2 separate regions of the Homo sapiens genome follow, and region 1 is linked to region 2. Evidence: chromatin loops called from intact Hi-C (ENCODE). Cell type or tissue: psoas muscle. All regions are shown on one strand. Links, peaks and the distances in the headings refer to the core of each region. The heading gives the core; the rest is flanking DNA. Region 1 overlaps PIP5K1B (phosphatidylinositol-4-phosphate 5-kinase type 1 beta). Region 2 holds the start of LOC101927069 (a long non-coding RNA gene).

The links. Hi-C counts contacts between places; a loop is a spot of excess contacts. Peaks named below come from ENCODE experiments on the same cell type or tissue, not always from the same donor. Only the 100,000 strongest peaks of a DNase experiment are listed, where the experiment ranks them.
Region 1: it touches region 2 in a loop (2.4-fold over the local background); 1 of 110 quality-filtered maps calls a loop at or near these places.

Annotation. Positions count from the first base shown.
Region 1 is chr9:68,798,759-68,814,317 of GRCh38, reverse strand. The region is part of intron 2 of PIP5K1B (phosphatidylinositol-4-phosphate 5-kinase type 1 beta); the gene reads right to left. Among named protein-coding and RNA genes, the nearest start is that of PABIR1, 26 kb to the right of the region's middle. In psoas muscle, for the core only: no CTCF peak of the experiment used is centred there; no DNase peak of the experiment used is centred there.
Region 2 is chr9:68,967,551-68,983,109 of GRCh38, reverse strand. All of the region lies in intron 14 of PIP5K1B (phosphatidylinositol-4-phosphate 5-kinase type 1 beta), which reads right to left. It overlaps LOC101927069 (a long non-coding RNA gene), which reads left to right and starts at 7,269. Exons shown (of 3, transcript NR_110647.1): 1 at 7,269-7,446. RefSeq lists an enhancer at 13,183-13,477. In psoas muscle, for the core only: no CTCF peak of the experiment used is centred there; no DNase peak of the experiment used is centred there; H3K4me3 peaks cover 583 bases.

The DNA.
Region 1 (15,559 bases), core at 8,298-10,797, 170 kb after region 2:
ATCTTTTTGATTTTAAATCATTTAAAAACCTGTTTTTCAATTAAGAAAGCAAAATGACTATACACTATTTTCGCTGCCCATTTTTTCGCTCGGCTTGCTGTGTAGACATGGAGATGAGCTACCCAGATCTCCTGTAAGAAGGGAAGACTGCCTTACTGCATGCCTCTGCAGGGAGCCAGTTTAGCCTAGGTCATGGCCTTCCTGGGGCAGTCACCTCTTGTGACTGAGTGGCACGGTGGCACTCTTCCTCCAGCTCCCCATCAAGGTGGCCCAGGCTTTGTGTGTCTTGCGTGGGACTTTCATTTTGTGCGCCTTCCCTCATCTTTTTACAGGTTTTATCAGTTTCCTAGGGCTGTCGCTACAAAGTACGACAGTCTGGGTGGCTTCAAATGACAGAGATTTATTTTCCCACAGTTCTGGAGGCTAGAAGTCCAAAATAAAGTACTGGCAGGGCCATGCTCCCTCTGAGACTCGATTGAATTCTTCCTTGCTACTTTTTAGCTTCTGGTGGTAGCCATCTTTCTTGGAGTCCCTTGGCTTGCCACTGTGTTACTCCAGCCCTGGCCTCTGTCACCATTTAGCGCTTCTCTCCATGTGTCTCCCTCTTCATGTGGCATTTTCCTCTTCTTATAAGAACACCAGTTATACTAGGTTAGAGCTCACCCTCATGAACTCATCTTAACTTGATTATATTTGCAAAGACCCTATTTCCAAATAAGGTCACATGCACAGGTACTGAAAATTAGGACTTCAACATATCTTTCTAGGGAACATAATACACGGGTGTTAATTCCTACTAAGAATCTTGCAACCAAAACTGTGTGCCAGTGCTTGCTTCCAGAGAACCCAATCCATGACATCTCTTTTCTCTTTCTTGTCCATAGGTAGAGATACTTGGAATATTTTTACTCTTTCATTGCCTGCTCCACTCTAAGCTACTAAATATCTCCTCATAGTCAACACGTCTCTTCCACTTTAAGAAATCTTAATGAACAATTTGGACTTCGTAGTCACATTATGATCATTTATTTAGACTTGACCATAAGTTTTGCAACGTTCATTGCTCATCACTCTCTCTTTGGCTCTTCATCTCCTCCTACCTTGACACCTATGTCCTGATTCAATTCTCAGAAGTGGCATGTAGATGGCCCAGTCTGAGTAACTCCATGTCCAGAAATGTCTTCCTTTTGCACTTATGTAGGAATAGAGCTCTTGGCCAATGCAGGATTCTTGGCTCACAGGTCTTTTGTCCCATCTCTCTGTAAATACTGTATTGCTTACTGCTTACTTCCCACTTTGTAGATGAGTAGTTTCATGTTAGTCTGATGCTCCCTGCGCTAGAAGCATGCTGGTTTTCTCTGTCTGGAAACCTCTGAGGGTCTTCTCTTTTAACATTGTTCAAAATTCCATAATGATAGATGTGCCTTTTTTCATTCATCTTCCCCAGTAAAGAGAAACTGACAAGAAGTAAATACGTGGAGATCCAAATAGGAAGCTATGTGATAACCTGACTTAAACCACAAATAGAATTTAGGTTATCTCAATGAGGAATGAACAGGCTGCATATCTTTCAGGCAGTCCTCCATGAATATTATTTCTCCTAACCAGTCTTTTGATAAGAATTGGACAGTGGAGTACTCAAAGTTGTAGTCTCTGGCAAGAGCCTGGAATGCAGAAATTCCAATGGCCAAGTAAGGACATACTCACAAGGTTCATGTCTCCTTAGAAGATGTTACTATGTAATCTGACACAAGAGTCCTAGTTAAAACTTATTTTCAAAAATTATTTCTGATATGAAAGAGAGCTAACCTATGGTGTCATATGATTGGACTGTTTAGCACCAGCTCAGTGAGCAATAATATGTGCCAGACAATGACTTTTTTTTGACTATGTAGTTACTTATCTATTATTTCTGGTATTTAGTATCTGGATTCTGTGACCTTAAGGAATAAATAATTTATACTATTTCATAGCTTTCTATAGTTCTATGTTTTCACTCAATTTGAGAGAAGGGAAGATCATGTATTGAGCAACTACGATGTGTGAAATGCTGCCACATATGTGATTTCATTTATTCTTCAAAGAATCCGTTGGCACTCCCCAATTTAACATGTGCTATTTTGACACTTGTAAGTGTCCTATAAAGTCCATGGGATGCAGTCATTTTAATTTTGCTGAGCTGGGCTCTCTTGCTGTGAGGCTGGTTTGTAAAAGTGACGCCCTTAGTTGGTGAATGAACCTAGCAACCATCCATTCCCACCCCACGCACCTCCATCTCAGCCTGGCTTTGCCATTCTCTAAATCAGTGCTGGGCATTACAACCACCAGGGAAGCTTTTTGAAAATTCAGCTTCTGGGGCCACACACTGAAACCAGGGAATCACTACCTCTGCGTGGTAGACCTAGGGAGTCAGTATTTTCAGCACGCTTCACAGGCTTGGGATCATCTAAGCTACTGTGACCAGAAAAGGCAATAAAGAGAGTTTATCACTTCAGGATTGCTTTCAGGGTCTATTAGGGAAAACAGAAACCACTTTGGGTATATTAAAGAGGGGATATTTAATACATGGAATTGGTTATAAAAGTGATGGGTGAACTGAAAAGCTAAGCAAGAGATGGTGATGAAACAGATCACAATCAACATGATGCCACTATTGCTTTTAGGGCTGCAGGCACAAGAGAAGGTGGTGTTAACAGACCTCAAAAGCAGAGGTCAGCTGGGGTCAGAACATCAGGACGGGGGTTGACTGGCAGAAGTTGGAACTGCAGTAGGAGGGGTATGTTTAGAAGCATGGAGAAGACAGTCACTATTGGAGATGCCACCTAAGACACACAGGTTGGGGGAGAACATCCTGGTTTTTCTCATCTACCTTCTACCCGCCAATCCCTGTCTATGGCTCCCAGAGACCAACCTCATGAAAAGCATCTGAGCCCATAGGAAGCCTGAGAAATGCATCCTATATGGGATGACTTCCCTGTGATACAGAACACAGGAAGAGTAAGGAATGGCTCTAAGGACAAACGACCCAATGATGGGCCATAAAACAAAACAGAAAGTATAATGAAAGTGGGAAAGCAGTAGGGGAATAAGCCTGAGAAACATGATTCTCAATGGAAATGTGGATTGGGAGGTAGGCTAGGAACTGGTACACACGTTTCTATTGTTATAGCTCTGGGAATCCGTTAAGAGCTTAAATAGATCACTACCAAGTAGTCAGGGTCTACTGCAGCCCCTGCATTAAGTCTAGGAGGAAGGAGAGGAGCGAGGTTGTGACTTGGGATGATTTTCCTGGAGTCCAGTCAAGTGGTAGGGCTGAGATTTGATCCAGGGTTGTCTGACTTCAAAACTAATGCTCTTTCCACCATACACCTCTCTCTTTTACTTGTTTTCTCCTACTTAAAAACAATGAGAAGATTGTCTAATCAATATTGCACCGCATTTTTCAATTTGTAAGTGCAATCAAAAGGTTAGCCAATTATATTAATTTACATAATTTTTTCCTATAAAACTTGTTCTACATCAGTAAGCCTCAACCCAGAGGGCATGTCTTAATTGAAAAGGTGGTAGAGGAGCTTTTTAAAACTCTATAGTTACCGAAAGTTTTAGATATATTGTGCCTGGGGGCCATATGTGAGTCAGAAGCAACCCTTTCAACCTCTAATTCCCCAACTAGGGCCATAAAACTCAGTATTTTTAATTTGCCACAGATGAGTTTGCTTCTCATACATGGCCAAATAAGTGGGAGAATTGCTAATTACCTAATCACTTAACTAAGTAGGCCAATCTGTAGACACAAGAGGTTAAGGGACACTAGCCACGAGTCCTTACTCATCTTCCCATAAAAACAAACACTTTATTAAACACTGATAAAGTGAAGCAACAAGAATGAATTGGAAGAACGCTGGGATAGGCCTCCGAAGGCCTGGGTTTCATGTCCATCTCTGCTGCTGTCCACTTCTCTTCGATTATGAATTGCGCTAACTCCATTAGATAGTGCTTTTGTTTTGGTGCCTCTGCCAAGTTTCTTAGGTAGGGCCTCACTTCAAATCCTCTTTGGAATGAGGAGAGGACTCATTGATTATTTGGTCATTATGAGTGCAACTTGCCCTATGGGAATTGGGCTTCCAATAGGATAGCCATATTCAAATATTTTCATGCCATTCAGGCTGTGTATGTTAACATTTCCTAGCGCATTTCCCGAAAGACAAAGCAATTGGAAGATAATTTGGGCCTTGGTCACACCTGCATGTTAAAGTCAATCATTTTTGTTTTATTTATGCTCTTTTGAATTCATTTTTATTACCTAACACCAAATAAATTCACTCTTTCATTCATTCAATGAACATTTATGGAGCATAACATGTCAGGCAGTAAGCTAGGCCCGGGGCCATAATGACAAGGACAGGTACTCGTCTTCAAAGGAATCCTATTAGCAGGAGAGACAGGCATTGCAGTGGCTACAATTTACAATGTGGCATGTCCTTTACTCTGGGTTTTTGGAGGAGGAACTGCATAAGTCAGCCTGTGGGGCTCATGGAAAGCTTCACTTATGAAGAACACTGAAATTGGACTTAGAGCCGTTTGCTGGGGACATAAGGTTGAGAGCTAGAGGGTGGAAAAGAGTCTGGGCACCGTGTTGGCTTGCTTACAAAAAGACCCAGCACCGTGAAGGGTATTTAAATTTTCATGGGTGTACTCAGAGATCATGAGTCCTGCATTTTAACAATTTGCCCGCAAGTAGCCCGAGGTTTAGGATGTTACCTAAAGGGTTACCAACAGACTTCCTCATTGCTCCTTCCACCTATGATCGTAAGTCCCTCTTAAATTTTGTGCCAGAATAAAAAACAAATGTGTGGAAATTTATATGGATTCATGAAAACCTAGGGAGCTATTCTTAGGAAAACGTCAGCCTGGTAAACAGTTTTGCTGGGAAGATAGGAAGTATTATAGTTCTTCTTCTAGAGCCCTTACAAAGAGGCGTGGTATTTTTTTTAATGTGGGTTTGGCAACAAAAACAACAGTAACAACAACAACAACAAAAAGCAGGAGAAAGCAAAGGTTTAAAATGTGCTGGGTTATTTTCTGAGGCTTAAACAACAAAAAAAACACCAAACTGAAACAATCCTTAACATAGTTTCCAAAGCAGAAATGCCTGTATTTTTCAGACCAGAAAAAATTCTTATATTAAGAAACTATAGGCTTAGAGTTTTTTAAAGAATATTTGCATAAACTCTCAAAGAAATGCAGAAAATCTGTATGTTAAATATTTGTACAATGGAGGCCACTTCTACATACATATGTTCAGACATATGGTATGTTACACATTTGTATGCTTAGAAGCTGTAAAAATAGAACTATGGTGTCTTACATTCAATGTAAAGCTCTCCTATTCTTACTGATGAAAATAATTTAAATGAGGTTTCACTTCATGTATCTAATATTTATATAACCAAGCCACTGCCAAAACCAATTCCAAACGATGGCACCTGCTCGCTATGAATCCAAATGGAGACCAATCAAAACAAATTGCAGGGCTCTTATATTCTCTCATAAAACACATTCATCAATTCTCAGAATGGCTCTCCCAAAGTGAATAAACAGAATAGCTATAAATGGCAATGACAAAAGGATCAGCATCAAATGAACCACTTGTAATTCATTTTCCCAACAAAGGTTGTGCTAAAAGAATTCATAAGCCTTTTCAAGCCAAGCCTTCATTGCAAACATTAGACAGAAGAAAGTCGCCAGTGAAAACAGCCATGACGGATGTGTTGCTTTCAGACCAATGTAACTCACAGCCTTTCATGAAAAACACTGCTACTGCATGATGTCCTGCAATGATTTTCATTTTACATATACAAAGACATAGTATGTATCTGTGTGTATCTGGTGATAGTGTCGGGGTGGTGGGGAAGCTGGGAGTCGGGGGGAGTAATTAGTTAGATAGTCATGATATTTGGCATGGAGGCAAAGAATCCATGGAGATTTAACTAACACTGTTACTTTTCTATCTCTTCCCAGTCACATCTGGGATAATCACAAATAATCTCACATAGTTGAACTTCTTGCCTCTATAACTTGCTTACATTTTTTCTTCCCCTTTTGTTTTGTTTTGTTTTTGAGACAGAATCTTGCTCTGTCACCCAGGCTGGAGTGCAGTGGCATGATCGCTGCTCACTGCAACCTCTGCCTCCCAGGCTCAAGTGACTCTCCCGCCTCAGCCTCCTGAGTAGCTAATATTACAGATGCACACCACCACGCCAGGCTAATTTTTGTATTTTTGGTACAGACAGGGTTTTGCCATGTTGGCCAAGCTGGTCTCGAACTCCTGACCTCAAGGGATCTGCCTGCCTTGGCTTCCCAAAGTGCTGGGATTACAGGTGTGAGCCACTGTGCCAGCCTCTTCCCTAGTTTTTACCATACATTTGATACTGGGTAGACTTCACAATATTATATCTTTACTACATGGCAATATTTCTCATTTTTCATTCACCAGCTTATGCTTTTTGTCCACATTTTATTTCTAAGCTATTTTCCTCTTTTTTTCCTAAGAGTACATGCCTTGGGAATTATTCAATTATTACAACAATTTATGATACACTATATGCAAATAAAACCAGTTTTGATTGGCAGAAAAATGTTTGGTCTCAGAAACAAACAAACAAGTCTGTTTGCCTTTGTTCCTGTAGCAGCCTGCAAAGTATTTCTGCGTTTATGTCATTTTCTATTGAGAAACCAAAGCCACACAGATCCCCTATATGCCCCAAATACAAAGAACAGCTGATAGTTACCCTGCCAGGTGTCTGGGGGCTCTGTGCCTGTGGGGAAGTCTGAAAGGCCATAGCAGGGAAGCAGGAAGAACTGTTAAATAAATACAATCATTGCAGGGGATGGCCAATGCTGTTATGGGCAGAAAAGGACTGAGCAGGAGACAAATTTTGTCCAAAGGAAAAAATTTTTAAAAGCCTTTCTGTAGTTTGGGTGAATAAGCTTAATTCGTAACAAGCAATGAAAGTGGTTTCAAACTAGGCACAAATGTAAATGCCTAGATAGAAGCAGTCATGAAATGACCACTTAAGATCTATTCTTCAATGAGGAGGGTATTCATTTACTCAAACATGTATTCCCGGATGTCTTTATGTGAGGTACTTTGAGGTATACAAGATGAATGAGATGGTCCCTGTTCTCAAGGCACACAAAAGAGAAGCCAAAACTCAAGCACATGTAATAATGGGAAAGTCTTTAACAGGATTAGAGTTAATACTTTTACTTGGCTTTGCCTCTAACAAGTATTCAATCATCACAGTCAGAGAGCTTATATGGAATGTTCTTTAATATGTAATAAAAAATTAAAAAGCAAAAAAAAAAAAAAAAACCAAGGCCAAAAGAGATAATAAATCAGCCACTAATCACTGAATATTAAATTTTCCAAGTGTTTGACATGTGCTTGGCTGTGTGCAGGTTCAAGACACACTGGGCAGGCAGCTGCTTTCAACAAACCAACAATTTCCCTAGAGAATCAAAACTAAAAGGAGTTCAGAGGAGAGGGAGGTGACTGTGGTCTAGAGTCAGGGTCTACAGTCAGCATTCTTAAGTCATGGATGAGAGATGTCAGAGCAGGAGGGAAGGAGCAGGCGTGGAGAAGGGAAGGGCCATGGCATGTCTGGTAAGAGAAAATTATCCTGTGCTGATACGATGGGAATTCAAGGGAAGAGGATGATTAGCGGCGGGCTAGATGGCCCTGGGAGACAGCCATGAATGTGACAAATTAAGGAACATCTGCTGAAGGCTTCTGAATAGGAGGCCAATAAAAATTGTAAAAATAATATTGCTTAAAAGAAGGCGAGATAAAATGGGAAGCGAAAACCAGATTTGAAGGGTGACTCTAGAGCCTGCTGCAATAGTCATGAGGATGAAGACCTGAAAGACCAGGGCAGAGCTGCAGGCTGAAAGGAAGGAGCCCCACAAGATGTTTACAACAAAAACACTGTCAGAACCTGAGCAAAGCCAGGGACTGAGGAGTGCAGGGTTAGCAGTTAAGTCAAGATGGCAAGGCGTGCAAGCTTCACTAACCACTGAAGATCATGGAGTTCTCAGAGCAGCTTTCTCCCTGCCTGGTCATAACCTGTGCCACCTTTATCCCAGCTGCAGAAGGAACCAAGGAGGGACACTTGAACTAGGCTAAACCAGCAGATTATCCAAAGCAAGAACTTTATCTACAACACAGGGACTGAGTGAGTCAAGTGACTTTTCAGGTCAGGTAGGGTCAGGGCTAGCCAAGGTCCTGGGAGAGTGAAACTAGGAAAGCTGCAATTTAATCAGACTGTGGAAAGATGCACAGAGAAGGCCCTGTGTTTCCAGACAGACAGAGATACTGCTACAGCCTGACAACTCTCCAGCTGTGTAATGTCTAGCCATACTCCCTAGCAAGCAACTGGGTTCTGGGAGCGCCCCTGTATCTTCACAATCCATTCAGCATTCACTTGAGTTCTTTGCAGGAGTTTCTAGTCCTTACAGCCAAACTCTCCTTGACTAAGACAGAAAATGTTTTATCAATAAGCTGCCATAAGCCTAGCAGAGGTCATTGCTCCAATCTCCACTTGTCACTACCCCCTCTGGAGAGCCACACCCTAATGTGACAGGTGATGACAGCTCGGTGGTCACAGGAAGAGGCTCTGGTGTCACAACACTGCCCAGCTTCACTATTGACTCTGCCGCACACCAGCTGTATGGAATCCTCAAGTGGCTTAACCTCTGTGTGCCTCAGTTTCCTCATCTGAAAAATAAAACAAATAACAGTACCTCTCTCACAGGGCAGTCGTTAGTAATGTCCAAGATTTACAGCACTCCAATGTTCCTGGCACACCATACGCAGTCCCTGCACTCAGCATTGTGATGACTATTTTTAGCTACTCTCACCAGAAGGAGCACCACAGGACAGAGTGGACCCTCATTGCCCTGCTCCCAACCTTCTCGTGGCTACAGAAGAAACTCCAGGTATTCGAGGCCTTGCAAAGTGTGATGCTCACCCTCATCTCTGGCCGCTCCTCCACCATTCTTCCCACCCTTGAGGTGAAGGAGCCTCTACACACAGGGCCCCCTGCGCCCCACATGCTCCCTCTCAAGTGTCAGAGGGCTCCTTCCTCTGCAAATGTGGCAGGTGCTCTGACAGCCTCTTGCCTGCACCAACAGTGTTTGTTCTACTTGAGCTAGCCTCTCCAGGGCTGTGCCAATCTCAAATGCCTCCCCCTGAGGACTTCCTTGAAGAATGCAATGCTTCATCTGCTGTGCCCTCACAGCCCTCAGCCAACGCACTTGCATTCTGGACCAGTTAGGCGTTTAGGTGACCCTGGACTGCATGTGCTCTCTGTCCTATAAATAATCATTATCACAGCCAATGCATATGAAACACTCCTTTGTGCCAGGCACTCAGACAAGTACTACATGAATTAACTCATTTAATTCTTCCAACAACTCCAAGTAACAGGTTTCTGTTATTATCCTCATTGCTTGGTTGCAGAGGAAAACGAAGGCAACAGAGAGGTTAAATAACTTGCCTCTAGCTGGGTGAAGTGGTGCACACCTGTAGTTCCAGTGCTTTGGGAGGTCAAGGCTGGAGGATCACTTGAACTCAGGAGTTCAAAGCTGCAGTGAGCTATGATCATGCCACTGCGCTCCATCCTGAATGACAGAGTGAGACCCTGTCTCTCAAAAAAAAAAAAAAAAAAATTGAAAACTAGAAGAATAAAATATATAAATAACTTGCCCAAGGTCATACAGTTGGAGCCAGGATGGGAATGCACAGACTGTCCAGTTCCAAAGTGGCTCTTAACCTCTCTGCTAATACTGCCTATTTGAAGACTTCGCTTATTTCCTTAAGTCCGCTACCTGCCCCCTGCCTCCCCGAGGAATGGTGGGCCCTTTGTTTCCTGCCTTCCCACCTGTAAACTATGAACGCCCATACCCATCTTTGTCCCTCTCTGATGCACAGCTAAGGTATGTTCTCCGCTCCCCACAACACATACCTGTCTGGAGCTTTATCAGATACTCTTTTTCCTGAATCGACTACTTTCCCTCATCTGGCTCTTCACCCTGAGAATATGAGCATGTGAACTCCTTCCTGAGACCCTTCCTCCTGGCTCCTGAAACCTCTTCTTCACCTTGATGCTCCCTCCTGGCTGCGGCATCATCCCACTCCCTTTATGCTCAAAGTCAACTCCTCAAAAGACTGTTGTCCATTCTCCATCTTCACCCCCACCCCTCCACACGCTCATGGAGGCACAGCAATCCGGCCTCCTGGACAACCACCCCAAGTTCAAAGGTGGATTCCTCATTGCTTCACCCAAGCAGTCATTTCATTCATGACCTTCCTCAACTTCTCTGAAGCACGGACACTGAATACCTTGCACACAGCAGGCTCTCAAATCTGTGTTGAACTGATGAATGACCAGTCCTCCTTCACTGACTGTCCCTCTTCCCTTGGCTACCTGAAGTGGCCAACACTGTCATTTGCCTACCCCAAATACCCCAAATCCCTTTTCCCCATGTGCTTTATTAACAGGATCATAGCTTTATTTAGGAAGGTAATGTTCCCAGTTAAACAAACAAGAAACTTGTATTCCTAGACATTCTAGCAGTGAGGTATCGACAGACATTTACATCCAGAGAGACTTGTTAGAGGCAAACTCAGTTGGGAAGTGCATGTCTGCCACTTGGCATTTGCTCTTTGCCCTTTCTTCCACGGATGATGAACTTGGGAGACAGCATGAGCAGGGCCTCCATATATGCCTGGTTTTCCCTTCCTGGTATGCCTGGCTTTCCTCCACTTCTCTGAACACTTTTTCTTGGGCTCTCTGGCAGGCTTCCACCTTTTTTGACTGTTTCTTAAATGTTCCTGTTCCTCATGGTCTTCCGAATTCTTTTCTTCTCACTGCTTCTGAATAATCTCTTCCATCACCAATGGGTTTAACTGCAACCTACTTGTGATGACTCCCAAATAACTCTTTGAGCCCAGACTTTCTTGAGCTCAAGATTTATATTCCCAGCTGCTTTTAGGGTTTCTATAGTATCTCGCAGGCACTATAAATTTAAAATGCTTCAATTGCAGTTTATCGTATCCCATCCAGCTCAAAGAATGCCACCATTAGCACCCAGTTGTCCAAGCCTGAAATCAAGGGGCCATCCCAATTCCTCCTCAATACATCCTCCCCACAACCTATCAATTAAGCTCTTTCCAATCAATCTCCTTGATGTTCCTTGACTCTGAGTCTTTCTCTGCATTTTCCCTTATACAAACTTAATTGAGATCTCATCATTTCTAACACAGATTGCTGCCCTAGCCTCCTAATTAGTCTGCCTTGTTGGTGAACAACATTGCTAAAGGGACTTTTCTATATGCAAATCTGTCTAACCACTCTCCTTCTTTAAAATCCTGCAAGGGCTTCCCACTGCTTCAGGGCAAACCTCAGAGGTTTTGGCACAGCGTATGACCTCTCACGACTCTCATATCTCCTCCCAGCTCACCCCAACACAACTGCAGCCACATGGGATGACTGTCAGCTCTCAGAATGCGTGGTTCTCTTTGCATCTTACCTTTGCACACACTTCAATGCCTGGCACATCCCCTTCACTCTCAGGCTGAGTGCTCTTTGTCCTCCAAGATGCAGCTCAGGCATGACTTCCTCGTATGAATCCTCTCCTACCCCTCCTGAGGCAAAGGGCAGCGTTTCTTCTCTGTACTCACGTGCTCTGGGACTAACTCTATTGTGACACTTACTGACTATATTGTAATCCTCAGTTTAAATTTCTTCTCTTTCTAGTACACTATTGGCCCCTTGAGGGCAATAACCTCTGTCTATCCATCCATCCATCCATCCATCCATCCATTTTCTATCCATCACAGTGCCTGGCACATGAATAGACACAAAAATGGAAAGTTTAATGCATATATGCGTATTTCTGTTGTTCTTAGATAAGCTACCTTGAGTTCAGAAAGGATGTCTCATTTTTTAAGTCCTTACACATTAAGTAGATGCTTCATAAATGTTTTCTTCCTCCTTTTAGCACTGGATAATCAAGGAATGTTCAAGCATCAAACTGACATGAAAAACTAAGGATGGCTATCAATTTAGTATTTCGAATACTTCCATAAGATATCTTTTCTTGCTATTCCAGGTTCATTCCATAAAGTTTCAGTTTCTTTGAATAGTTTCTCTTTTGGAATAACTTTAAAAATCATTATAAATGCAACTCATATCTATTTTAGAAATATGAGAAAGAGACAGAAAATCACAAAGAAAATAAAAGGAGCCATCAATCTTCTCATCCAGAGATGCCCATTATTTATCTGGTGGGGTATCTTTTTCTAAGCTGTTTTCTGTGATGGTAACACACTGACTTCACTCTCTATCGCCTGTTTCCAGACTGGCACAAGGGCCGAAATGCGCTGCTAATATGCTGGGGCAAACCCCCATCATTCATTCCATCAGAACTCAACCTAACAGTCAAAAGACAAAACAAGGAGAGTCCGTGTGGTGGCCACTCTAAATGATGAAGGCTTCTTAACCTGAGATTGGGCTTGTTTTGGAGCATGCTGTTCTTTGGCTTCAGACCATACTCAGGTGTGTCTTCCGGACTTTCCCTTATCTCTTTGATGAGATTCCGTCCAGCCTGACCAAATGTACTTCTTTCAAGTGGTATATTATATTCACAGGAGTAACTCTGTAATCTTATTATTAAACTCTGTCAATCCCTGTGGTTTTGAAAGTACGAAAAAAATCCCAAATCTTTAGTCTTGGAATATATTTCAAATCTCTCCCACCTGGCAGGGTGCCTCAACACCCACCACTGTGCGGATGTCTCAGTATTACATGTACCCTCTTTTCTCAGCATCAAGGAACAGCATAAACCTATACTTCTTAAATTCAGCCCAACTGAAAGAAATCCAGGAAGTATTTAGCATTGTTGTGATTATTAGCAATCCAATATGAAAAAAAAAATGTGCCCTTTTCCTAGTGTTAATACCGCTAAGTATCCCTGGAATTCTAAGTTCTCTCATGCCCGGGCTTGTTATTTTCCCTTGGATAGCCCTCCTTTGAGAATTTTCAGCAGAATATAAAGGACTATATCCTGGCTCAAGCAAAGCACCCTCTCCATCCCCTCCTCACACACACAAATTAAATTTGCCTTATCAGAAGGAAGGCAGGGGCATCTGGGAACAGAGCAATGGGTTAAAATATCTATGGACCAATCCACCTGTGTGGTAGTAGCAGGTGCTGACTCAGCGAGGCCTGAGAGCCCTAGGAATGGACATGGAAGCCTGCAACTTGGATCGACACTTTTCCTATCTGGGATTTCTATATGAGGGGGAGAAGAGATGCAAGCACAGGGAGACAACTGCTCAAAGTATTCCAACACTTGGAGTGCTTACAGCTCAAGTTCCTCAAGAACTTAACAGTCATGGAGAATTTGGAGCAAGGGTACCCAAATATGACCTTGGGAAGCCTAGGACACCTTTGTTTGAATGACAAAAAGGCAACCTTTCTGATTTAGCAAATGCCTATGCCCTTGCAGAAAAATGAGAAAAAGATACCACCTCTGGGCAGACTTAACCCTGCAAAGAAAAAGGCCCCTTTTCAACAGCAGATACAGAGCGTGGCAGCTGAGAACAGGTTGGAAATCAGCCTCCATCTACCCTTCAGTGGAGCCCCATTGTGCACTGCACTAACTATAGAATCACACATAAAGGCCCGACATCCTCTTGACATAGATGCTATCCATGGATGACTGACTGGGATGGGTCTTCAAGGCCTTCTTACATCAGTAAGAAGGAAATGGTGAGGTCTGTTGAACCCAAGGTACTTCAAGCAACCCATGTTTCTTCCCCATGCCACAGAAAACAAGGAAAACTGGATTACTCATCCATTTAACAAACACCTGTGCATGTGCAGGCCCTGTCTAGATGCTGGATGAAAAGCATGGTACAAACCTCAAGGACTATTGCATTCGAAAGGCAAGGTCTACCCCCAACATTTGCAGGGCCTAAGCAAGAGAAAAAATGGTAGCCACATACCACATGCTGTGTGTGAGGCTTCTCCTCACTCACTGGCCCAAACCGGGCACCTGCTGCCCACAGGTATCTCCACCAGCCCCTTCACCATCACTATTTTCAGTTTCTCTAAGGAACCTGATATGGGAAGGCCAGGCTCATGTATGTTTTCTTTGGAAAAATATCTATTTAAGTCCTTTGCCTATTTTTCAATCAGGCTCCTTATTTTTTCTTTTGCTATTGGGTTGTAGGGGTTCCCTATATATTTTGAATATTAACCCCTTTTCAGATGTATAGTTTGTTAATATTTTCTCTCATTCCATGAGTTGCCTTTTCATTCTGTTGATCATTTCCTTTGCTCTTGAGTTTGATATTGTCCTAGTCCTATCTGTCCACTTTTGCTCTTGTTGCCTGTGATTTTGGTGTCATATCCAGGAAATTGCTGCCAAAACCAATGTCATGAAGCCTTTCCCCTAGCTTTTCTCCTAGGAGTTTCACAGTTTCAGGTATTATTTTTAAGTCATTCATCCATCTTGAGTTGGTTTTGCGTCTGATATAAAAGTCCAGTTTCATTCTTTCACATATGGATATCCAGTTTTCCCAACACCCTTTGTTGAAGGTACTATCTTTCCCTATTGTGTATTCTTAGCACTCCCGTTGAAGATCAATTGATTGTATATGTATGGGTTCATTTCTGGGGCCTCTATTCTATTTTATTGGCCTATATGTCTATTTTTATGAGAGTGCCATACTCTTTTGTTTACTGTGGCTTGTAATATATTTTGAAGTTAGGAAGTGTGATGCCTTCAACTTTGCTCTTCTTTCTCAAGATTGCTTTGGCTATTTGGGCTCCTTTGTGGTTCCATATGAATTTAATTTTTTTCTATTTCTATAAAACAATACCATTGGGATTTTGATAAGAAGTGCAACTAAGAGGACTTCATTCTTTTGCACAACTGTTGTGTACCCTAAAATTAGTCACTGATGAACAGAAGGTATGTACTACAGATAGAGAGTTTCAGTATTTTCAAGTATACTCCAAATGCTTTTTAAAATTACAGCCAACATATTGATGGAAGGTGTGCTTATCTCAAATATAATTTTAGCTGCATCCAGATTTCCCTAGCTTTGAACTTATATAGCCAACTGACAGCTCCCTTTAGAATCCTCAAAAACATATTAGAGATAGGTCCTAAACAAAACTCAAACACCTCTTTATTTCTGCCCCTGCAAACTTTCCCATCTCATTCAATGTCACTTCATTCCCATTTTTACTCAAGTCAGTAAACTTCATTTACAAAAATCAGTCATTCTTGATTTCTCTCTCTTTCTCCTTAGTATGCCCTCTCCCAAATCTTGCTGATTTCTCAAAACCATCTTTTGTTCTCCATCCTAATTGCTACACCTCAGCCCAGTCACCAATATCTCTTGCCTAGACTAATATAACATCCTCCTACTTGATCTTCCTGCTCCCATTCTCCACAAGGCAATAATGGTCTTAAAAAAGAAATC
Region 2 (15,559 bases), core at 7,104-9,603:
ACAGATACTAAAAATATTTCAGTTTAACACTGTCACATTATTTTTAGCAAAGAGAGATTAGTAAAGGTTATATGCACTACTGAAGAGAAAGGTGTAACTTTCCTAATCAAGAAATGTTTCACATAGGACATAAAGTCTTACCTAGGCTCAAGAACCTATAAACTGTATGCAGGAGTATGTATGTGCATGTCCATTGTGGCTTAAAAAATAATGAAATGTAATTATCAAAAGAGTAAGGAGATAACGCAAGAATAAGTCATCTAATTCAAATAAATGCATCCATAGTCTACAGCAAAGTCTTCTCTTGAAGATGCCCCAAGCAGTAAAGGTAATATAATTTTTTTTTTTTTGAGATGGAGTCTCGCTGTCACCCAGGCTTGAGTGCAGTGGTGCAATCTTGGCTCACTGCAACCTCCACCTCCCGGGCTTAAGCGATTCTCCTGCTTCAGCCTCTCAAGTAGCTGGGACTACAGGTGCGCACCACCATGCCCAACTACTTTTTTTTTTGTATTTTTAGTAGAGATGGGGTTTCACCATGTTGGCCAGGCTGGTCTTGAACTCCTGGCCTTGGGCGATCCACCCACCTCAGCCTCCCAGAGTGCTGGGATTACAGGCGTGAGCCACCGTGCCTGGCCAGTAATATACATTTAAAAAAAGGATTTTCATTTAAATGTCTATGCCATTGATCAATTTAATATTCATTGCTCCTCAGTTCTGACTTTGGGAAGTATTCTTGCTTTTGTCCTGATATTTTTACTGCATTGTTGATTTCCTGGGCACAAGCCTATTTAGAATCAATTTCTAATTTATCTGGCTGAGAGTTTCCTAGGTTCTGTTTTAGGGGTCACTTAGAAGCAAGGATACCTCTCTTAGGAGGAATATCCTGAAAATCTAGTGGTCAGGTCAGAGTGCCCACCATTTCTCAGACTTGTGGCTTGGGAAGATCCAGTTACAGCAGCAAATTTACGTGACTGGGTTTAGGAGTCTGGCTGCCTGCCTAGGTTCTGCACCATCAAGTTTTGCCACAATTCTCTCGATTCAGGCTGTCTGAGGGCTAATTGCATGTAATTTGCAACAAGCCACACAGGAAACTGTTAATCTACTCAGCTATGTTCTTCCCTTGTAAAAACACAGAAACTGCCAGTACTCTTCCCGGGCTCTGTGCTCTGCTCTCCGAACAAGTCATAAACTTCTCACAGGTGAGAGCAGTACAGGAGGAGCGATTTTTCTTCCTGGCTGTCTCTCTAGGAGAAAACGTTAATGGCACCCTGATGCCACACAGGCCTCTGTCATTTACAGAAAAAAAAAAAAAGATTCTTTTGGTTATCAGCAACATTAGTTTGGCTTCATTGGAGAGCATTAGCCTGGCTGGACTGCTGAAAACAGTCATTGATAATTTTATAGCCTGGAACACTCTGATTTCTGTTTGCAGACCTAATGAGTGTTTTATAGCTAATTCTCATGAGAGCATTTGTTGAGGGAACATATGGTACTATCCACAGTTTTTGTCTTTTAAAAGTCATTCTCTCACTGCCTCAATTTGTTTTAATCGAAGTAATAAACATCATAATAAAGCACACAACACAGATGACTTCTGATGAAAAGCAACAACCTCCTGCCCTCCCCACCCCCACCCTCCGCCATTCCCTAGGGGCAGCAGCCCTTTTTGGGATTTCTCTTTTAATATTTTCTGGCGATTCCCTTCATGTCTTTTGATGAATCAGGGGTTAAAAGATTCTTAACCTAAGGTAGCATCCATTGATTCACTATGAGGGACATTTACCCTCTTCTACCCTGTGTCTTCTTCCAACATTTGCTATTTATATTTTATTTTGTAACTGTAAATAACATACCTAGTGAGCTTTTTTATTCCATCAACCACACACCGTATCCTTTAACTCCCCACATTATTTCATCTTTGTCCCTGCTTTCCCCTCTCACTTTATATTAGACACACTTAAAAAACACCGAACAACTTTTATCTCTACTTTGTCAGGGCTGTTCATATTTATATCCTATCTTGCAGCTATAACAAAATTGCTCCCTCTTTGTCCACAGATTGGCTCTAAAATTAGAAAATTGACACATAGAGTTTATAGTATTGTGACTATATAAATATTGTATACTGCCTGGCCAACAGTGAGTTAGGGTTATATTTCCCTCTCTGGGTTCAGAGTCATAATTGCTGGGTCATGCAAAGAAAAATGTTTCCCAAATCAAAGTTAAATGGAGTCTTTTTTTTGCCCCCTAAGTTTGCTTAAATTCATGCCACATTTTAGGCTGCTTCATGTTAGGAGGTTTTTGCCCTTCAGAAACTGTCATGTGGGGAAGAAACCTCAGAGAATATCCAGGCGAAGGGCAGAGGCCTTGATACAAGCTCTGCGTCTCTGATTACTGGTTACAATGCTGGGCAAGTTATGACACTGAGCTCCTGGTTCCTCATCTGTGGGTGGGAAAGATGCCCAGCCCATCTCACAAGGCCAGCAAGAGGATCAGTTTGGATAGTACAAGAGAAAGAAAGGCCAAGAGAGGGTAAAGCTCTTTGGGATAAGCAAACAGGAGTATCAACAGGACTCTTACCTCTGAGACTCTGCCTGTTTTCATGGGGCTTTGATGAGGTCTGCTTGCATAGACAGATTTATCGTAAGACCTTGGAAAGAATTCCTTTTCTGCTCTTAGTTTAGCTACCAGAACATTAACTGATAACAAATGTAGACAGGAAAGCTCTACCTGCAGAGAACACCCACAAATACAGCCTGGTCTCACTTAATGGCTGCAAAGACTTGTTTAGTACCAGAGCCACACTCTGCTTAAGGGCAAGCCCATTCCAGCGTGACCCAGGCGCTTCTGAAGTGATGGTCAAACCAACACCTTGTGCCCCACTGGGAAAAAGCTCACCTTTGGTTGGGGCAGGGAGTGGGTGAGGATACTACAGGGTGTGGAAATTCTCAAGCACTAGCACTAGCGCTCCTGCTGCAGCCTGGACAGTATCAGCGTGTGGCACATCTCATGCTCCTGCCAGGACAGAGCGGCTCCTTCATGCTCAGCCCTTGGCTGAGTGTGTGGACACATCTACAAAACCCCCCAACACGGACCCAGGGAAGTAGAAAAGCTTTGACCACAGTCACTGCACCCAGAATGCTTAGCCGCCTGCCACCATACAGGAGGCTTTCAGAGATCTGCTTGTTTCTGCCTTTCTCACTTTCAGCCCTGAGCATGGCTGCTGCTCTTCCCCACTCTCCCACTTTTGCTATTTTTAGACAAGGAGACTGCCTGTTTCTAATGAAGGCAGCAGAGCAGCAGGCTCTCTCCTGGTATCAACCGATGGCTCCCCTCCCCGCAGTGAGCACCAGAAGCAGGAAGCCTGCTGCAGGCACAGCTCAGACAGCAGCACTTAGAACCCATAGGCAGGAAGAGACTCAAACAGTGTGTTTCCAGGTTTATTCATTGTGAGGACAGAAGCCACAATGGCTCAGAGAACTGGCAGTGACTGAGCTCCTGCCATGAGCAGCCTCAGAGGTGAGAAGAGGGCCTCCTCTCCCTTTGAGGGGAGTGACTCTGTGTGTGATAGGATATAAATATAAAAAGGGTTCCTCCTTTTTAAAGAGGAACCCTCATCCAAGTTCAGGGACCTTTTTCACCGTATATCGCTATGAGATTTGTTTTTCTTTCCAATATCATACCCCAACATGTACACACACAAGCACAGGTGTAAAGCTAGCAGGCATCGTTGACTGTGATGTTTATACTGTGATGACTGTATTACACATGTTATTTCATTTACTCATTAAAAAGAACCCTGTTAGGTGAGGTCTCTGGCTATTTATTTTGTACATTTGAGTATTAAGACTATCTTGTCTCACCTCTGGTGGCATTTGGATTTGAACGTAGGTCTGACTGGAGTAACCTGTCCTACACATATTGCCTTGAGCCATCCAATCACTGCAGAAAATTAGCCCTTTCCTGTGTTTCTAAGTTATCCCCAGCAACCATGGTTCAATTATAAAAGAGAAAAAGAGATACAGAGATCCATTTCCCAATGACAAATCTATTTCTATATACAAGTCTTGATTATTTGATTTCATCAAAGGAACAAGGAATAGTTGTTAAAGCACAACAACAGAAACCTTCGACACCCCTACTCATATCATATACAGAAATTAATTTGAGATGGATCACCGACAAAATGTGAAAGTTAAACGTAGAAAGCTTCCAGGAAAAAACGAAGGAGAAAAGCCCTTCGGGTCACGTCTAAGAAGGGGCAGAAGGGAACTTGCTGGTGGGATGGGGGAATGTTCTTTATCTTGATCTGGGTGATGGTAACTTGGGTACATATTTTTCAAAATTTATGGAACTACAAAGATTTCTGCATTTTTACTATATATAAATTTTACTTTAATAATGAACTGTCAGCATAATAAACAGTATCTGCTTTTCTCCCTACAAAACTACCAATCATCCATTCAAATGTATACTGAGTGCCTACTTCATTCCAAGTGCTGGGCTTAAACCAAAAAGTAAGCAGACATGGTCAGAACACCAACTTAGGGAGCTTCCCAAAAAGTTGGGGCAACAACCTAAGTGTGCCTTATCTGATGAATGGTTAAAGCAAATGTGGTATACATATACAAAGGAAGAGTATTCATCCTTAAAAAAGAAGGAAATTCTGCCATTTGCAATAACATGGATGAACCTGGAGGACATTATGCTAAATGAAATACGCCAGACGCAAAAAGCCAAACACTGCATGAACTCATTTGTAAAATCTAAGAAAGCTGAACTCATAAAAGCAGAGACTAGAATGATAGTTACTGGTGGAAAGAAGAGGAAGTGAGGAGGTGTTGGCCAAAATGTATGCCAGATGAGGAAGTTCTGGAGATCTGAGGCACAGTGTGGTGACCATAGTTAATAATCACGTATTGTGTACTTGAGATTTGCTAGAAGAGTTGATCTTAAGGGTTCTCACCACACAAAAGATATAACCACGTGAGGTGATAGATATGTTAATTGGCTTGATGTGGTAATCATTTTACAATGTATCACCTTAAATATATATAATTTTTATTTGTTAAGTATACCTCAATAAAGCTGGGGAAAAACCCTAAAAACCCCCAAAAGTTGAGGAGATATATATTAATAATAAATGTTAAAAAGAAGCCAATAGGCCAGGCGCGGTGGCTCACGCCTGTAATCCCAGCACTTTGGGAGGCCAAGGTGGGTGGATCACAAGGTCAGGAGTTCGAGACCAGCCTGGGGTGAAACCACATCTCTACTAAAAATACAAAAAATTAGCTGGGTGTGGTGGTACACACCTGTAATCCCAGCTACTCGGGAGGCTGAGGCAGGAGAATCGCTTCAACCTGGGAGGCAGAGGTTCCAGTGAGCCGAGACCATGCCACTGTACCCCAGCCTGGACAACAGAGCGAGACTCCGTCTCGAAAAAAAAAAAAAAAAGAAGCCAATAATTATATGATTATGAAATATATAAATGCAAAAAAATACGCCACCAAAATAACATCCAAGACAACAACAACAGCAAACCAAAATAAAAACCTTCACCATCAAAGTAATTTCTCTTTCTTTTTTTGAGACAAAGTCTTGCTCTATCACCCAGGCTGGAGTGCAGTAGCCCAATCTCAGCTCACTGCAACCTCTGCCTCCCGGGTTCAAGCGATGTTTGTGCCTCAGCCTCCCAGGTAGCTGGGATTACAGGCAAGCACCACCACACCTGGCTAATTTTTTATATTTTTAGTAGAGATGGGATTTCCCCAGGTTGGCCAGGCTAGTCTCCAACTCCCAACCTCAGGTGATCTGCTCGCCTTGGCCTCCCAAAGTGCTGGGATTACAGCCGTGAGCCACCATGCTAGGCCCATCAAAGTAATTTCTATTAAGCTTCACAATACTGGATGGCTTCTGCTCTCTAGGACAATGTGTTTTACTGTTCATATGTGGCAGAGTCTAACATTATAATTAGTTCCCTTCCTAGAGCTCATATCCATGGAATTAAGAGAGAATATATTTAGGTAGATCCCAGAGGTGAGGCTTAGGTAGATTTAAAAAATGGCAGTATGGGCCATCCATGAAACATTCCCAGGTAGACAGCACACATTGAAAACAGGGTTGACTGTGTTCTCTAGCTAGAGAAAAGCACCATGAAGGCAACAGGAATTGGGACCTTTTGAATCATAGGGCAGGGGTCCCCAACCCCCAGGCCATAGACTGTTACTGGTCTGTGGCCCGCTAGGAACCAGGCCGCACAGCAGGAGGTGAGTGGTGGGTGAGTGAGCATTACTGCCTAAGCTCTGCCTTAGGCAGTAATCAGTGGTGGCATTAGATTCTCAAAGGAGCATGAACTCCATTGTGAACTGCTCATGAGAGGGATCTAGGTTTTGTGTTTCTCATGAGAATCTAATGCCTGATGATCTGAGGCAGAACAGTTTCATTCTGAAACCATCCCTACTCTGCCGTCCAATCCATGGAAAAATTGTCTTCCACAAAACTGGTCCCTGGTGCCAAAAGGGTTGGGGACCACTGTCATAGGGCACCGATGGCCCCTGTGGCTCAGAGGAGCAGTACAATATGTGAAAGAAGGAGCTACAGCAAGAGGCAGGGTAGTGGGGTTGTGGTAGCAACATGGCACTAAGTAGCTGTGAGTACTGTATTTGGGTAAGACATTGAATTTTCCTGTACTCCACAGTTCCCTTCTCTGTAAAAATCAGGAGTTTGGATTTGATCAGGTCTTGCTAGCTTCCAAAAGTTTTGATTCTTAGCCTTAGTTGGTCTTCTCTAACTAAAGTTTGAGATCAGAGTGGCATACTGGAAATAAAATATGCTGAATTGGAAATGCCTTTTGCTGTGTAAGCTAATGGAACCAATAAAGGTTTAAGACACAGTGAACAGGAAACAATTCCTGGCCTAAGCACTATTATTTCTCTGTACTACACCTCAATGGCATAATTCCCATGGATAGTGGTTTGCTGCCAGATACTCTGCAATCTCTATACTTGCTGCTGTCAGATTCAAACAAACAAAAATTACTCAGAAAAACAAAGCTTTATTCAGAGCCATGTTGTTATGGGTTGAATTGCATCTCCCTAAAATTCATATGTTTAAGTCCTAGCCCCCAGTACCTCAGAATGTGACCCTATTTGGGAATGAGTTTGTTGCAGACATAATTAGTTAAGATGAGGTCATAGTGGAATAGGGTGTGTCCTACTTCGGTATGACTGGTGTTCTTATAAAAAGGGGAAGTTTGGACATAGAGACACAAATACACAAGGAAAGCTCCATGGAAGATAAAGGCAGAGATTTACAAGCCAAGGAATGTCAAAGACGGCCAGCACACCACCAGAAGCTAGCAGAGAGGTATGGAACAGATTCTTCTTCACAACCTCAGAGGGAAAACCCTGCTGATACCTGGATTTCAAACTCCTGGCCTCCAGAACGGTGAGACAAATTTCTGTTGTTTAAGCCATCCAGTTCATGGTACTTTGTAAGGGCAGCTTAGCAAACTAATACTGGTGGTATAAATGCCTGAAGGACAAGCTGGCCTCGGCAAATAGGCTGACTCACTGACTTTCCCTCCATAACACCACCTTGGGAAAAAAGAACTTCTCACTGACATGCATTCATAAATAAACACCTTAACTTTTAGGAAGTTTATATTTTAGGCAACTGAAAAAAAGTACAATTCATATTTCTTGCTAAACACTACATTTTCTGTCTTTAAAAAGTAAGACGTGGCTGGGTGCAGTGGCTCATGCCTGTAATCCCAGCACTTTGGGAGGCTAAGGCAGGTAGATTATTTGAGTCCAGGAGTTTGAGACCAGCCTGGGGAAAATGGCGAAACCCTGTCTCTACAAAAAATATAAACATTAGCTGGGCATGCTGGCACACACCTATAGTCCCAGCCACTTGGGAGGCTGGGGTGGGAGGGCTGCTTGAGTTCACAAGGCTGAGGCTGCAGCGAGCTGTGATCGTGCCACTGCACTCCAGCCTGGGTGACACAGCAAAACTGTCTCAAAACCAGCCAACCTAACAAACAAAAACCCAGAACAAAAAGCAAGGCCCTTCTTCAGTAAAATCCAACAAACATTTTTTAAACCTTTATTAGTGACCAGGAATTGCTAGATAGTGTTTGTGCCTTAGCTTTCAGACTCTACTCAGGTTGTCACCATGTCAATGTGCTAAAAACACACAGGGTTGAAATGAGCACCCTCAGCATGTAAGTGGTATCCTTCAGTCAAAACCCAAATTACTATTAGGTCTGCAGAAGCTGCTGAAAAAATAATATGAAAACAGATTAGAAAAGCAGCTTCGCTCTCACAGATGTACACTGTAATTATAACTGTTCAGAGCTATTGGAAAATCATAAGCAGAATTGACTTTCTGTCCTTGCTAGCTTCAAAGAGGTGCAGAATGACAGGAAAGTTCTCTCATTCGTGGCTAGGCTGACACCAAACGAATTACAAGTTCTGATCTGACTAATCAGAAAATGTCACAGAAGCTACTGGTCTCTGCTATACAGGTCGACACCTGTCCTGAGTCACTAGGAACGTAAGCAGTTTAGGGATAGACATACTTGTTCTGGTTTCTAAATCATGGTACAGCTTTAGTAATCTCTGGCAGTGGTTCTTTTATATACCCAAACCCTTCCTATAAGTTAAGGATCAAGGCTAGGCGTGTTAGAATCTGACATTAGTAACACTCCAATTGCTTAAATAGTGGTTCTCAAGCTTTAATGTGCATTAGAATTGACAACAGGAAGCTGCATTTTAAACAACTTGTTTCTGAAGCAGGTGATTCTAGAGCCTATACTTTAAGAAATGCTGGCTTAGAGAAATGGTAAAGCAGTGAGATGTGCAGTCTAGAAATGGCATAGTATGCTTCTAAGAATGACTGAGGACCAGAATGATCCATCTTAGCAAGAATGAAGAGGAAGGCTGGGTGTGGTGACTCACACCTGTAATCCCAGCACTTTGGGAGGCCGAGATGGGAGGATTTCTTGAGTCCAGGAGTTTGAAACCAGCCTGGGCAACAGGGTGGAACCCCATTTCTACAAAAAATTAGCCAGGCATGGTGGCACACGCCTGTAGTTCCAGCTACTTGGGAAGCTGAGGTGGGAGGATCGCTTGAGCCCGGGAGGTGAAGGTTGCAGTGAGCCAAGATCAGGCCACTGTGCTCCAGCTTGGGTGACAGTGTGAGACCCTGTCTCCCCTACCCCGAAAAAAATTGTTGAGTAACATATGGGTCAAAGGGCACTGCTGAAGGCCCTGCCTGTGCCTCCTGGCTTGGTGCTAGTGTTTAGACTGTCTGTAGGGGTTAGCATTCTGGCTTAGGAGGCTGGGGCCTGGCTGGTGTTCAGGAGCTCTGAATTCCACCCTTAGGTCAGATATGTAACCATTTACCACATCACACTGAATAAATCCTACCTTCCAGAAAGCACATATATGTAAACTAATAAATGATTAGGCCCTTGGTTAAGAACCACAAATACGCTCCCCATAATTTTACACTGTTTATAGACCTGACTTCTTGTTATGTATTAATGTGCTTAGCCATTTGTAAATACAAATATTAATGTTTACAAGCTGTCACTGAAACTATATACCCTTTTCCTATGTTTTTGACCTCCTCTTAAAAAGTCTAAATTATCCATTTTCAGAGTCCCATTTAAGCTTTAGTTATTTTGGATAATGTCTATCTTTCATAGGTATATCTAAATCCTATTTACATAAAATTTCTTAATGGCTATTACTAAAAATGCTCTCAAAATATTTATCATTGATGTATCTACATATCTACAGCCTCTCCTTAGATTTTTTTTTCTTGTTAATGTGTTTGTTTTATTTTATTTTATTATTTTGAGATGGAGTCTCGCTCTGTCGCCCAGGCTGGAGTTCACTGCAACAGATGAGGTTGTTGTATTACGTCTGAGCTGTTGCGGGAGCAGGCACTGGAAGGCTTTAGTTCTTGCCTTGTGGTCTCCCCTTCTAACCAGCATTACTTAGCTGGGGCTTGCTTGGGCAGTCACTTTATCTTTCTGAGCTTGTTCTTTATCCCTATCACAGTGATAAAAATCACTCTCGTTATTTACAACAGGGTTGATGTAAATAATAACATGTGCAAGTGTCTACCATCTGCTTGCCTTCGGAAGGCACCTATTAGATGTCCTTGCTCATGCTGGAGGTGCCTGAATTTACCCTCCTCATTGTCTCCTGGTCCCTGGAGCATTTGGGAGAATTCAGTGAGGCTGACTGTTATAAAATCTGTCCCTTGTGTTCAATACATTTTAGTTATTAGTATTATTGTTGAAGATAATTATATAAAGAAACACATGTTATAGACTTGACTGGCTCAGAAGGAGTTGTGTACAAGTAAAGGCTTAACAACCAGCATTTAGGAAAAAAACCCATGTGCACATATGTATGTACATAAAGTTTTTATACTTATATTTTTATTTTTTCAGACAAAGTCTTGCTTGCTCTGTCGCTCAGGATGGAGTGTAGTGGTATGATCTTAGCTCACTACAACCTCTGCCTCCCAGGTTCAAGTGATTCTCCTGCCTTACGCTCCCAAGTAACTGGGACTACAGGCACACACCACCACACCCAGCTAATTTTTGTATTTTTTGTAGAGACGGGGTTTTACCACGTTAGCCGGGCTGGTCTTGAACTCCTGACCTCAGGTGATCCACCCGCCTCGATCGCCCATTATTAACAATCAAATGGCTGTTCTTCATGGTACTGGTACAAAAACAGATATATACACCAATGGAACAGAACAGAGGCCTCAGAAACAACACCACACATCTACAACCATCTGATCTTTGACAAACCTGACAAAAACAAGCAATGAAGAAAGGATTCCCTATTTAATAAATGGTGTTGGGAAAACTGGCTAGCCATATGCAGAAAACTGAAACTGGACCCCTTCCTTACACCTTATACAAAAATTAACTCAAGATGGACTAAAGATTTAAACATAAGACCTAAAACAATAAAAACCCTAGAAGAAAACCTAGGCATTACCATTCAGGACATAGACATGGGCAAAGACTTAATGACTAAAACACCAAAAGCAATGGCAACAAAAGCCAAAACTGACAAATGAGATCTAATTAAACTAAAGAGCTCCTGCATAGCAAAAGAAACTATCATCAGAGTGAACAGGCAACCTACAGAATGGAAGAAAATTTTTGCAATCTATCCATCTAACAAAGGGCTAATATCCAGAATCTACAAGGAACTTAAACAAATTTACAAGAAAAAACAACCCCATCAAAAAGTGGGCAAAGGATATGAACAGACACTTTTCAAAAGAAGACATTTATGCAGCCAACAAACATGAAAAAAAGCTCATCATCACGTCATTAGAGAAATGCAAATCAAAACCACAATGAGATACCATCTCACGCCAGTTAGAATGGCGATCATTAAAATGTCAGGAAACAACAGATGCTGGAGAGGATGTGGAGAAATAGGAATGCTTTTACACTGCTGGTGGGACTGTAAACTAGTTCAACCATTGTGGAAGAGAGTGTGGCAGTTCCTCAAGGATCTAGAACTAGAAATACCATTTGACCCAGAAATCCCATTACTGGGTATATACCATAAGGATTATAAACGATTCTACTATAAAGACACACGCACAAGTATGTTTATTGCAGCACTATTCACAATAGCAAATAATTGGAACCAACCGAAATGCCCATCAATGATAGACTAGATAAAGAAAATGTGGTACATATACACCATGGAATACTATGTAGCCACAAAAAAGAGTGAGTTTATGTCCTTTGCAGGGACATTGATGAAGCTGGAAGCCATCATTCTCAGCAAACTAACACAAGAACAGAAAACCAAACACTGCATGTTCTCACTCGTAAGTGGGAATTGAATAATGAGAACATATGGGCACAGGGAAGGGAACATCATACACTGGGGCCTGTCGGGGAGTGGGGGGCACTCTATCATTAGGAGAATTACCTAATGGAGATGACGGGTTGAGGGGTGCAGCAAACCACCATGGCACATGTATACCTATGTAACAAACCTGCACGTTCTGCATACGTATCCCAGAACTTAAAGTATAATAAAATAAATAAATCAATAAATAAATACATAAATAATAAAAATCGCTGTTCTTAACAACTGGCTTGCAAAATTTGACTCTAGCAAGCAAGAAGATGTGGGCTCTGGCATGCTACTGCATGAAGGCAAGAGGAAAACATTAGGAGCCAATTTTAGCATAATATTTTGAAGTTGCTGCTTCCATTGGAGTCACTGTGGCTGCTGGCAACATGCTGGAGAGGTGGATATCAGTTAGGCAGCCACAGATCCTGGTGGGACCCCAGAAAAATCGCAGGGGGTGCTCAAATCCATATGTTTATATGTGATTTCTTAACAGAGAGTAAAAACACAATTTAAATGAACATGATTTTTGAAAGCAACAGCCCATTTTCTTCAATTCTAAAAATGGAAACCTGAAAAAGGGTACACACCATCGTGTATGGAATACGATATATAGTGAGGGAATAAAGTTCACAGTTGGGTGAACAAAAGTTCCATCCATCTTGGTATTCACAACCTACTCTGCCTTACCAACACTTTTCCACATATTGTGGGAAAGATTATCTCAGATGACTGCATGCATATTGCTTGGGTAGGACAATTTCCTACTAATTGCCAGGAACAACCAAACCCTAGTGGTAATCATCAAAGCTTAGGCCAATCCTGTTACAAGTACACAATGAATACGCATCTAAAAGACTTGGCGTAGTGCCTGGTCTTGACAACATGTAATTAACCCTAGCTATAATTCTGGATGGCACAGAGTTTCAGTGAGAAGCAATTTAAGGAAAAACACATGCTCCTTTAAACAATTTTAGATTTTATCAGTCAATGATTTTAGAAAGTTACCATCATCCTTTATAACATTTAAGAACATGTCAATGGAAAAGTCACTGGATTCAGAGTTGAGGAACTAGATTCTGGTCTTGATTCTGCTACTACCTATCTGTGTGATGTTAAGTAAGTAATGTCACTTCTATGCACCCTGGTTTTCCAATTTCTAAAGTAAGGGTGTTGGGGTAAGTAAGGGCTATTTTTTTAATGAAAAAATCCAACCTCCACAACTAAAAAAATTTCATGTCCTATGAATTAGAAATTCAACAAATATGTCCTCAATGTTACTCACTTGAACAGCCATTAAGACCCTTTTACGGATTTTCTAAAGTCACATTCTCTTTTGTTCTTCTGAACAAACACTGATTCCCCTTGTTTCCAAATGTATATTTGACCTTTCTTCAATGTTTATTATCAGTCTTCCCCACTGAAGTTTGTTTACTTATGAGAACAGGGCTCTCTTTCCGGTAGATCATAAAGCAATTCCCGGAAGGGCCTCGGGTGGGAGGATGTGCTCAGGTACAGAAGATATCTCACAATGTTGACCTATTAAGAAAATGGGTGGTCCTAGACTCTGGGCTGGTGAGCATTTTTCTTCTGCCTTCTAGCAATTTCTTATAAATGGCAAAGTCTTGTTTTAAAAATCTGAGTCTGTGTTTTTTTTTCTTCCCCTAGTACTGTTGAATAAAAAATTCTACATTTCCAAGCATACTGTGCCTGCGATCAAATGATGACACAATCAGCACCCCTAATAATAGTAATAGCTTCCCTTGATTGAGGCTCTGAGCCTGCCACATACATTATCTCATTTACAGTTTTTTTTTTTTTTTTTTTTTTGAGGTGGAGTCTCGCTCTGTTGCCCAGGCTGGAGTGCAGTGGCGTGATCTCGGCTCACTGCAAGCCCCGGCTCCTGGGTTCACGCCATTCTCCTGCCTCAGCCTCCCGAGTAGCCGGGACTACAGGTGCCCGCCACCATGCCCGGCTAATTTTTTGTGTTTTTAGTAGAGACGGGGTTTCACTGTGTTAGCCAGGATGGTCTCGATCTCCTGGCCTCGTGATCTGCCCTCCTCGGCCTCCCAAAGTGCTGGGATTACAGGCATGAGCCACCGCGCCCGGCCTCATTTACAGTTTTAACAACCCATCAGGGTAGGTATTAACATCCCAGTTGCACACATGAAGCACATGAGGCCCTCAGAAGCTACGCACTGTGCCCAAAGACACAGGTTTCCAACCCAGGTTTGTCTGGATAGTAAATATATAACCTCCCTTACAATGCCTCCCTCTACAAATAAAACCCCCAGCATGACACAGGCAAGACAGGCAGAGTGAAATCCAGTAGAGAATCTTGGAGAGGTTCAGTGCTTGGAGATTTCACTCTTAAAGTCTTTCATGAGACATAACTGGGAGCTGAGATAGGATGCCTCTTTTGAAGTGGCTGATGTGACATTTACTAAGCAAAACTTTATAGTCAACACATGCAAAAAAAAAATATATATATATATATATAAACAAGGATCCTAACACACTGTCCACCCTACAAGTATTTTCATGCTAAGATAAAAAAAAGAGCAGAATGTATTGAAATATCATGTGCTAGAAATGCATGGAAAATAATCTGTAGATACTATGTTTCACAACTGTGTGAAAATACAACTAATTTTTATTAAGCAGTTATTAGAACAGGTTTTTTTTTTTTTTTTTGAGACAGAGTCTTGCTCTCTCACTCAGGCTGATTACGGTTCACTGCAACCTCTGCCTCCAGATTGAAACGATTCTCCTGCCTCAGCCTCCCGAGTAGCTGGGATTACAGGCATGCACCACCACACCTGGCTAATTTTTGTATTTTTAGTAGAGACAGGGTTTTGCCATGTTGGCAAGGTTGGTCTCGAACTCCTGACCTCAAGTGATCCACCTGCCTCGGCCTCCCAAAATGCGGGGATTACAGGTGTGAGCCACCATGCCTGGCCCCAGAACAGGTCCTTAAATAGCTAGTTTGATCCTTGATTTAAACATCAAAACGATTCTATGGTATGGGGATTATGATTCCACTTTATATAGATGAGGAAAGGGACTTTTAGAGAAATTGTGGAAGCATGCCCAAGGTTATACTAACATAAATAGCTTTAATCAGAATTCTGAGCCAGATCTGAGTCTTCTCTTTTCTTTCTTCACACTATTAATACAAATTATAGTGAACTTTTTGCCCACTCAGCACTCCTTTCTTCTGTTGGTAAGAGCAGCTCACTGGGTTTTGGGGAGCAATCCTTCTGGTATTCTGTGTAGTCCTGTTGGGAATGCACATCAGAGCACCTCACCCCCATGGGGGTGAGCCTTTGACTCATCAATGTAGGCTCATCATACTCTCAGAGAAATCTGAACCTTGGGCAGTGTGATGAAGAATGTCAAGTGGTAGGAGCTAAGTAATAACACCAGTATGTCCATGAGTCTCAGGCTTCCCAGAGGAAGAGAATGTCTTCTAGAAGATGCTGTCCCTGAGTCTGAGATTGTCTAGAAGCAAGCTTGATGAAAGCATGGCGTGACAGATTCCCTGAACTGCTGGATTCTCACCCTGTAGCAGTGTCTGGGAGAGGGTAGAGGCTCGATAAATATTACTCAATGAATGGTTGAATCCTCTGAGCTGCTGTATTTCATAT